Linked DNA regions of Homo sapiens: region 1 is linked to region 2. A link is a loop called in an ENCODE intact Hi-C map of the cell type or tissue named here. Cell type or tissue: K562. All regions are shown on one strand. Links, peaks and the distances in the headings refer to the core of each region. The heading gives the core; the rest is flanking DNA. Region 1 overlaps GALNTL6 (polypeptide N-acetylgalactosaminyltransferase like 6). Region 2 has its middle 47 kb from the start of GALNT7.

What was found. Hi-C counts contacts between places; a loop is a spot of excess contacts. Peaks named below come from ENCODE experiments on the same cell type or tissue, not always from the same donor. Only the 100,000 strongest peaks of a DNase experiment are listed, where the experiment ranks them.
Region 1: it touches region 2 in a loop (2.3-fold over the local background); 1 of 110 quality-filtered maps calls a loop at or near these places.

Annotation. Positions count from the first base shown.
Region 1 is chr4:173,035,450-173,039,825 of GRCh38, forward strand. The region is part of intron 12 of GALNTL6 (polypeptide N-acetylgalactosaminyltransferase like 6); the gene reads left to right. Among named protein-coding and RNA genes, the nearest start is that of GALNT7, 130 kb to the right of the region's middle. In K562, for the core only: no CTCF peak of the experiment used is centred there; no DNase peak of the experiment used is centred there.
Region 2 is chr4:173,119,437-173,123,838 of GRCh38, forward strand. No RefSeq gene overlaps it. Among named protein-coding and RNA genes, the nearest start is that of GALNT7, 47 kb to the right of the region's middle. In K562, for the core only: no CTCF peak of the experiment used is centred there; a DNase peak (open chromatin) is centred at 1,775.

The DNA of each region.
Region 1 (4,376 bases), core at 377-4,376, 84 kb before region 2:
TTACAGGCATGAGCCACCGCGCCTGGCCTACTACAAACATTTCTTGTTTACCTATTGGTCTCCCCTATGTCGTGGGTCAGTTGGTGCCTCTTAGGTTATCTTTCCATGCTCTCTCCTCATACACACCAGAAAATAAAAGTCACTTCATAAATATTTGTCAAACTCAACTGATGTGATTAATGTTATCTTCTAGGCAAAGGACCTAAACACATAGATCAGATACAAGATCTGATCATAATTGCACAGAAGAGCTCATTTCAGAGCCATAGATACCTTCTCTCCATAAATCCTTTCGGTTAAAATGGGAGGTACTATTGCATCAATTTAGATAACCAGTTGAGGCAGAGGCTAACTTTTGAAAATTCTATTTTGCCAGGACTTCAGAAAACACAATTTGGTGTCGAATAGCTGGTCTCAGACCAGATGGTTGGTACATTCTGATTTTTAGAACTAGGGATGCTCCCTGACTGAAAACAAAGTAGTGGAAAGGGAGGGAGGAATCACTATTACTTAGTTATTTACTTATAGGCAGGACACTATGCCAGTGATTTTATATCTATTAACTCTTTTTATCCTCAAAATAAATATGTGAGGCATACTGTCATTTACATGTTACAGATAAGTAACCTGAGGTTCAGAAAATTAAACAAGTTGTCCAAGATTACATAGCAGGACTGAAATTTGATGAATCCCCTACGCCACAAATCCAAGCACTTTCCCCATGACTGTTGTCTCTCCGCCCCCTATGTGGTAGTTTCATTCTTGGAATCACCTTCCTATATATAATGGACTCATATACCTATTTTACTATCTTTGCATCTTTAGCATTTGGTTCTTTTATGACCAGTGTGGAATCTTTTCTGTAACTCACACATTCTTTTAGAGTTCAGAGCCTACAGGACTATGGAACCTAATAAAGTCTAGCACAAACCCATGAGTGCCACAAAGTGTCACACACATGCCAATCAAGTCCACGGGCCTGCTACAAAGAAGTGCCCCTTTCAATGAGCTACCTGGAAAGGCACACCTACACTTGCCAAGGGTGGACCGATCGACTGGCATTGAGCATTGATTAGGAAGTAGTCCTGGATTCAAACTTTTGCATTTCCTCTCAAGGATTTCTAATTTTCTCAGGCAAAACAAAACAAAACCAAAACAAACAGAAAAACACAAAAATAGATGGAGTAGGCATCCAGGAAAAGTGGGAGGAGTAAAGGGAAATGCACTGCTGGATTACACTGTGAATAGCCAGAGCACAGGCCATGCCATCCTCCAGGACTGGACAAAGAACAACCTAGTTAAAAGCACAGAAAGGACATCTTCTATCGTCCTTTAGGGAGGGTTGTTTTAGAACAGCAGACTTGCCGAAACACTCAGAAGTCTATTCCACAAAAAAAACTGTGTTCAGTTCTGTTACAGCCATCAATGCTGTGACCACTGAGGTGAAGGGCAGAGGAGGGAAAGGCTGTCATAGAACCAAAGACCACATTCAAAAGACAATTACTTGATCCACTGACTTAAGTCCAACCAGGAAAAGCACCAGGAAAGACAATTAGTGATTCACAAGCTCAGCTGAGTAGAAACGTAAAGATGGCAATGATGTAGCTTAGCCCCAAGGTCAAAAGTGGAAAATGCTTGCTATGGGCAAGGCAGAGGGTGCTTTGAGAAGCTTCACCTCCGGGACTTGCTGAGCACTCCCAAGACAAGGGTGAGCAGAGCTCTGTCTCCAACCAGGGAACAATTAGTCTGTGGATCTACTGATCACTGTGGATGGTCTCTAGTTTGACACCTCGTCATTTGTCTCTGTCACTAGTGACCTTTGGAATAAAATGCTCATTCAATTTTATGACTAGGAGAGGCTCCAGAGATTTATCTAATCCCCCCCACCTCATTTTACTGATGAAGCTTCTCAGACATAGACAGATGAAGGGAATCCAATTTTTCAACTTTTATGAGAACATGAAGTACAAGAACAGAAAACATTCTGGATGGTTCAGGGTAGTGGTATATTTGCATACTCGACTTGGTTCAGCCCAGGAGTACACCTGTATTTCTCAGAGCATGTGTTCCAATATGGGATTTGGAAAAATATGATCAGTTGATGGTTCAGAAAATAATGTTTGAAAAAATAAAATGTTCAGAAAGTCTGGTTTGGCATTTGCATGCATACTGAGGTACACAAGCTAGGGAAGAAAAGAGAATAGAAACATGTCCTACTCCTTTTCTCATTTCTTAACTCTCATGAAGTTATGTGTTTTGAGGGGGAAATTGTGCTCATCTGGAGGGTCCACATGAGCATTTTTTTTTTTTTGAGACAGAGTCTTGCTCTGTCTCCCAGGCTGGAGTGCAGTGGCCTGATCTCGGCTCACTGCAACCTCCGCCTCCTGGGTTCAAGCGATTCTCCTGCCTCCGCCTCCCACGTAGCTGGATTTACAGATGTGCACCACCACGCCTGGCTAATTTTTATATTTTTATTAGAGACGGGGTTTCACCATGTTGGCCAGACTGGTCTCGAATTCCTGGCCTCATGTGATCTGCCCGCCATGGCCTCCCAAAGTGCTGGAATCACAGGCGTCAGCCACGGTACCCAGCCCCACATGAGCTATTGATAAAGGTAACAACAGGAAAAAATACAGATAGTGAAGAGGGGGCAAGAAGTGCATGTGTATAGAACAAAGTGAATTAGAATGTAGCAGGTCACCTAGAATTTTTATGACTATAACAGCTTAAGAGTGCTCTTTGAAAAACTGACCTAAATGTATTAGATCCGTGTAGCTTCACTATTGGTTGGGGCTGGGAGAATGAGCATGAGAGATGCTGGGGAAGAAGAGAGAAGACAGCGAAGGAGACTGCTGCCTGAGGAGCCACAGCAGCGGCTGGGAGAGGGCATCTGGGACAGCAAATATCTAGGACCCTCAGAAAGAAGGGCTGGCGGAGTGAGCTGCAGCCTGCATTCTCCTTCCTCCTGGAAGCTGCTTCCTCCACCCCAGAGGAGAGGGAGGAGAGAGTTTCTCAGAGTCTTTCCCTGGGGTCAGACACGGGTGGAATTAATGAAGCAAGATGGAAAGAAAATGGCAAGGAGATCTCAGGAGCCCTCTTTGTGTAAGGAAAGTAAAATCCACAATAAACTCAGGAAACTCATAAAGAGAGCAGAAGAGAATAGCAAGCCTTTGTATTAGGCACAGCTCTTTGTTTACACTGAAAATAGAAACAGGCAAACTAAATTGCCTGCAGGTTGCCTTTCTCCTTCCTTATTCTTTCTTCCTTCATGCAGTGCTTAACTATGCAAACATCCGGATCCTAAAAGGACATTAAATATTGGTTGATGGAGTCTTAAAATCCAGGAGCAACCCAGAAATGTTTACAAAGGGTGCCTGAGAAACTCCTAATTCTAAAAGCATTGCAAGTTTAGTATTCCTCAGATAAAGGTAACCAGAGCCTGTAAACCTTCCCTAAACTAAATAATAAAACATTACTTGATCTTAAAATATAAGCAGGGATTTGGGGATGTTTTCTTGTATTATTGGCATTATAGACAACATTAGAGGTAAAATTTATTACTAGTTAGGAAATTTTTCTTTTAGCATTACCTTTTCCCCACTTAACACAATTAAAAGAGGGTGTGTGTTAACAGAGCTTGTTCAGATAATGAGCTTGCTCACTACTTAAACTTTCTGTCCTCGTGGTATATTTTCATTCACTGAGCTGTTATCTGCATCATGTACCTGGGGGCTTTTTTAAAATGAATGTTGCCTCCTCCATTTTGCAGAAAGCAATGAGAACGGCAGCACTGGAACACCTGCATTATATCAATAAAGGGATTGAGAGGAGACTGAAGCTCAAGAACTAGCAAATTTGAATTTGTACATTCAGCTATTGCCTGTGTGTCCCTTGTCCCAAACTCATATTCATCTTCTGAAAAGGGCAGCTGAGAACCCGGCACTTTTGACTGCTGCTTTTTTTTTTCTTTTGTATTTCTCTTTCCCATTAGAGATTCAATGTGAGGGAATTATGACTCTTCTAGTCATTGTGTGTGCGTGTGAGCAGGGGGTATTATTTACTGCGGACTAAAATACAATTTTTTGTGTATGTGTTTCTTCCCAGATAGCTACATTATTGGTTACTTGCCAAGCAACCCCATATACTTACTATTTTCAAAATTTAAGCAGATAGCAAAAAGCTCACCACAGAGCAGAAAATGAATGGATTGCTTTTTTAAAAGAAGTGGATGATTGAATGAATAAATACATTTATTGTCTCTAATTGAACCTGCTTGTAGGCCCTACATAGTGCCAATACAGCCTACAAATTCACATTCCACATGGGCAACTCCACCTGCTATTGTTTGATTTGGGAGCTGTTCTATTTACACAATA
Region 2 (4,402 bases), core at 107-4,106:
AATGGTTTAGTACCATCCCCCTAGTGCTGCTTGTTTAAAAATGTGTTAGCACCTCCTCCCCCAACCCCACCCCTTGCCATTCACGTGAAGATGTGCCTGCTTCCCCTTCACCTTCTGCCATGATTGTAAGTTTCCTGAGGCCTCCTCAGAAGCAGAAGCCTGTATCGTCCATAGAACCATGAGATGATTAAACCTCTTTTCTTTATAAATTACCCAGTATATCTTTATAGTAGTGTGAGAACGGACTAATACACAATTTGTTTTATGTATATGTGATTTTATGTATATATGATTTTACCCTTACACAATTTGTTTTATGTATATATGATTTTGTTTCAAAAATGGCATCATATCAAAATTTTTTTCAGATTAGCAGATTCCTCTCCTTAACCTTCTGATTAAAAAAATGCAGAGTATCAGTTTTCTTCAAGATTCTTCCTGCTTCTTTCACAGATTAGACCAGGCATTTATTTGCTTTTCATTTCATTCAACTCCACCCATAAATCCTCAATTTTTCAGGTCCTTTTATTATAAGGAGGCAATAATTCATGTTCACTTGGCTTGTCTGTCCAGACTTGCGTGTCTGTCTGACTCATGCCTTTCACCCAGTCTTGGTTGGGCTGACTTTGAGCCTTCTCATTACTGGGCTTATATGGTCCTAATTACACGTTACTGGGGTACACACAGAAATCACCAATTAGTTTTTGACTTTAAACAGATCACTTACCTCTCTGGGGTAAGTGATTCATGCAATTGTTTTCCAATCGACTTTTTAGCATCTTTTGCACACCTAACCAAATGTTGGGAATTCTACAATTAATATGACCCAGCCCTGCCTTCCAGGAATAATAGGGAAAAGCAGAGAGGCAAATAACCACAGATAGGTAAAAGTCCATGTAAATGAAGAGAAAAAGACAGCCTTGAAAGAGTATGACCACAGGTTTGCCAAATCCCTTTTAAACTCTAAAAATATACCACTCCAATGGAAAGAAAGTAATTTTTTCATGATCTGAGGTACTGTATTTAGATTTCCTCCTCAAAAACACTGAAAAATAGGGATGGAACTTGGAAATATGTAATGTGGGTTGACTCGTATATTCCCCAAAATACAAGCCTCCCAAGGTGGTCTGGAATTGCCACCAACATTTGGACAGCAGGGGTGGGGATGTTCCTGTCAGTGTCTGCCACATGGGAGAGTTTCATGAATATTTGGTGAATTAACTAGTAAATAATTAGCAGACATAACAGACCAAAGTAGAGGAAACTGTATAGCTTTTTTTTGTTGGTATGGATTTGGCAAAGGCTAAGACATGGGAAATGTGACTCTGGGGACAACAGTGGAGCATGAATTCCTTGGGACATGAACTTGGGCCGTTATTCATCCTGCTGTGTTTCCAAAGCTGATTTTCCAGCAAAACAATAATAATAATAATAATAATAATAATAATAATAATAATAATAATGACAACAACTTAGCAAGCTTGGAGATAAGTTACCAGAACTCATAGAGTTACAGATTAATGCTTCGGCCTACAACAAAGTGAAACATTTTTCAAACATAGAATATGCATTTACCATTAAGCAGGCCTACCACAATTCTATGTAGACATTTAAATTTTGGCAAATCATTTACGATGTCTGTAAGTTTCAGACATGTGTAAGAAGGAGCAATGACAGACTTCTCTGTGGTATGCATTGCCTGCTTCAGTCAGTCCAGTGACATTCTGGGCTTCCAGGTGTGGCAATCAAGCAGGAAGTGTGCTGGGAGGGTCACAGCATAAGGCAGCTGCCCGGGGAGCAGATTCAAAGCACAGCTGTTTGGCTCAGAGAACAGCAGATAGGAAGAACACTTCTGCCTGCTACAGAAATCAGCTGGGATATCTGCTATTCTTGCAAATTGGTCTATATTAAATACGTAATTCAGAAACTAAAATTAAAACTAAAACGAAGCCACAATTTCTGGAGCAATCTTCAAACATTCCAGTCATAGCAGCACTTCTTTTAATACAGCCAGCTATCTTTTGAGGCTAAAAAGGAATTTCCTCTAAGCAGAAAAGTCTGAAGAGAGTTCTTCAAAGATCCTTGAGGGGAGCTCATCTGATAGCAGGAAAGGAAAGTTCAAGATGCCTCAGAGACTACATGTATGGAAAAATACTTTACACTGTCAAGGGGAGAGGAGGTCATCTTAGATGATACATGAGAATGCAGTATCTAGGTAGAAATCCTGCTCAAAACTAAAAGAAGAGTATGTAAAGCTATAACCTTGTAAAATAAGGACTCAAGAATGTGTGTGTGTGTGTATGTAATACATTATATATATGATTGCACATATATTAAAGGCAGGGGTGATGTCCAAAATATTTAACAACTGCTGTAACAATATACAGTGATCAATGGCCTTAGTTTGTCTGGAACTAAGGGCTTTTCTGGGACATGGGAATCTCAGTGTTAAAACTGGGACACTCCTGGGCAAATTGGGATGGTTGCTCACCCCAGGCACTAATCAACTGCAATACATGCTAGCAATACACAACCAATGTGGCCTTAATAACAACACACCTGATCTCTCATCCTTAATACCTGAGGATGTTTGTACAGGATAAGCCCTGGGAACCATGCAGTCTTGCATTTCTCCAAATTGCTCATGCATTTGCCTGCCTCTGTGCCTTTGCACACACTGTTCCCTCCACCTAGAAAATCCTTTCCTGACTTGGCCAACCCCTGTCACTTCCTGCAAGAAGACTTCCTGGCCCTTCAAAAACTATATTAGGCACCTCCCTGAAGGTCATCCCTAGGACTCTGTATTTACTCCTATATTTAGAATTTTGGAGGAAAAGATAAAGCGGAAACATAAATCCAAAGAAGCAAGACTATGAATCCCAATTCATTTATGAATGAGGATGAGTGGGAGAGCAACTCCCCAAATTCGGAATCAAAGTAATTCAGTGACAGTTGGTAATGTTCTCCAGGAGGCCACTAAAGCTACTACGGTCTTTTGTTCATGCTGCCAGACCCTCCAGGCAGAGTAGAAAAGAATCTGAACCTGATGATTTTAGGCACAATAATGAAGACGAGATTTTCTGCAGGTGTTAACCAGAGTTCTGCTAATTAAAGAATTTCCTCTCCTCAAGTGATCCGCCTGCCTCGGCCTCCCAAAGTGCTGGGATTATAGGCGTGAGCCACCATGCCGGGCTCACAGTCAACTTGAGTTTGGCCATGAGCCAGATGAGGCATGGGTGTGAACTCAGGTGGAACCAGGTCAGGAATGGGGGAACACCCAAGGGACTGCATCAGTTAGGGCTTCGGCAGGAAATAAGTGGCATGCTCGTAACAGGAAAATTGAAGGAAATTTTAATAAAAACGAGAGATCACAAGGGGTTAGTGAAATATCTGGGGCTGGTAGAGCAGGTGTTACCACCCCAAGGCCTGAAGTGGAGTAAGGGAGGGAGTGGTTACCAGAACCCAACAACAGGAAGGGCTGCCTGGGAAGGGCCATATGACAAGAGCTTGACACTATGGGGGCAGGACTCAGCCAGCAGGCCGTGACATGCAGAGGCAGTCTGTGTGTTAGTTAATGGTATACAGTAGGTGCTCAATAAGTGTTTGTATTAATGTTCCTGTTATCATTATTACTGCTTTTTGATACACATTATATATTCCATGACATCTGATGTTTTCCCATTGAAGAGGCTGAAGTGTCAAGGGAATAAGGGAAAAGTAAAGGAAGGAGGCTTCTTCATTACATTCTCTCCAGCACCAAGAGAAGACAGTCCCTGGAGATGTTAAGAAACAGAGGCTACTGTGGCAGCCAAGAAACCCAGAATGCCAGAGACAGCAGAGGGATATCTGCAGGAGAGATGGTAAGGCCAAACTTCTGGATTGCCTCATGTTGTTTAAAACATCCGCCCCTAGGAAAGGGTTGGGAGGCTCACAAATTCCTGTTATACTTAAAAGAGGAAATAGACCAGAAAGGTGAAATTGAGTTTATGTAAAACAATGTATGTATTACACAGAGAAATGAAAACTCTTCAGTAATTCATTGGCGATCTTAGCACATGTCTCAGAAAGCAGAGAAAACTGGTTACCTCCAACAACTGCAAAAAGTCATGGTCTGCATAAACTTTGTCCTGTATAATTGGCCACAACATAAGAGCATTTGCAGAAATTGATGCTGTTCAAGTGTCCCCTATATTTGGGAAGCCAGGATTTTGTCCTCTCTACCCCCAATAAGTATAATCTTTTATAATAAAAATTTATATTTTGACAACCTGACATAGCTATGTTTAAAATCAAAAATTAGTAATGGCAAGTTAATAGAATTCTGTGGATCCATGAGTCACAAAGTTCAGCATCAAATAAGAACACAGAAACAGAGAATGCAGAACACAATTTCTGCCAGGGG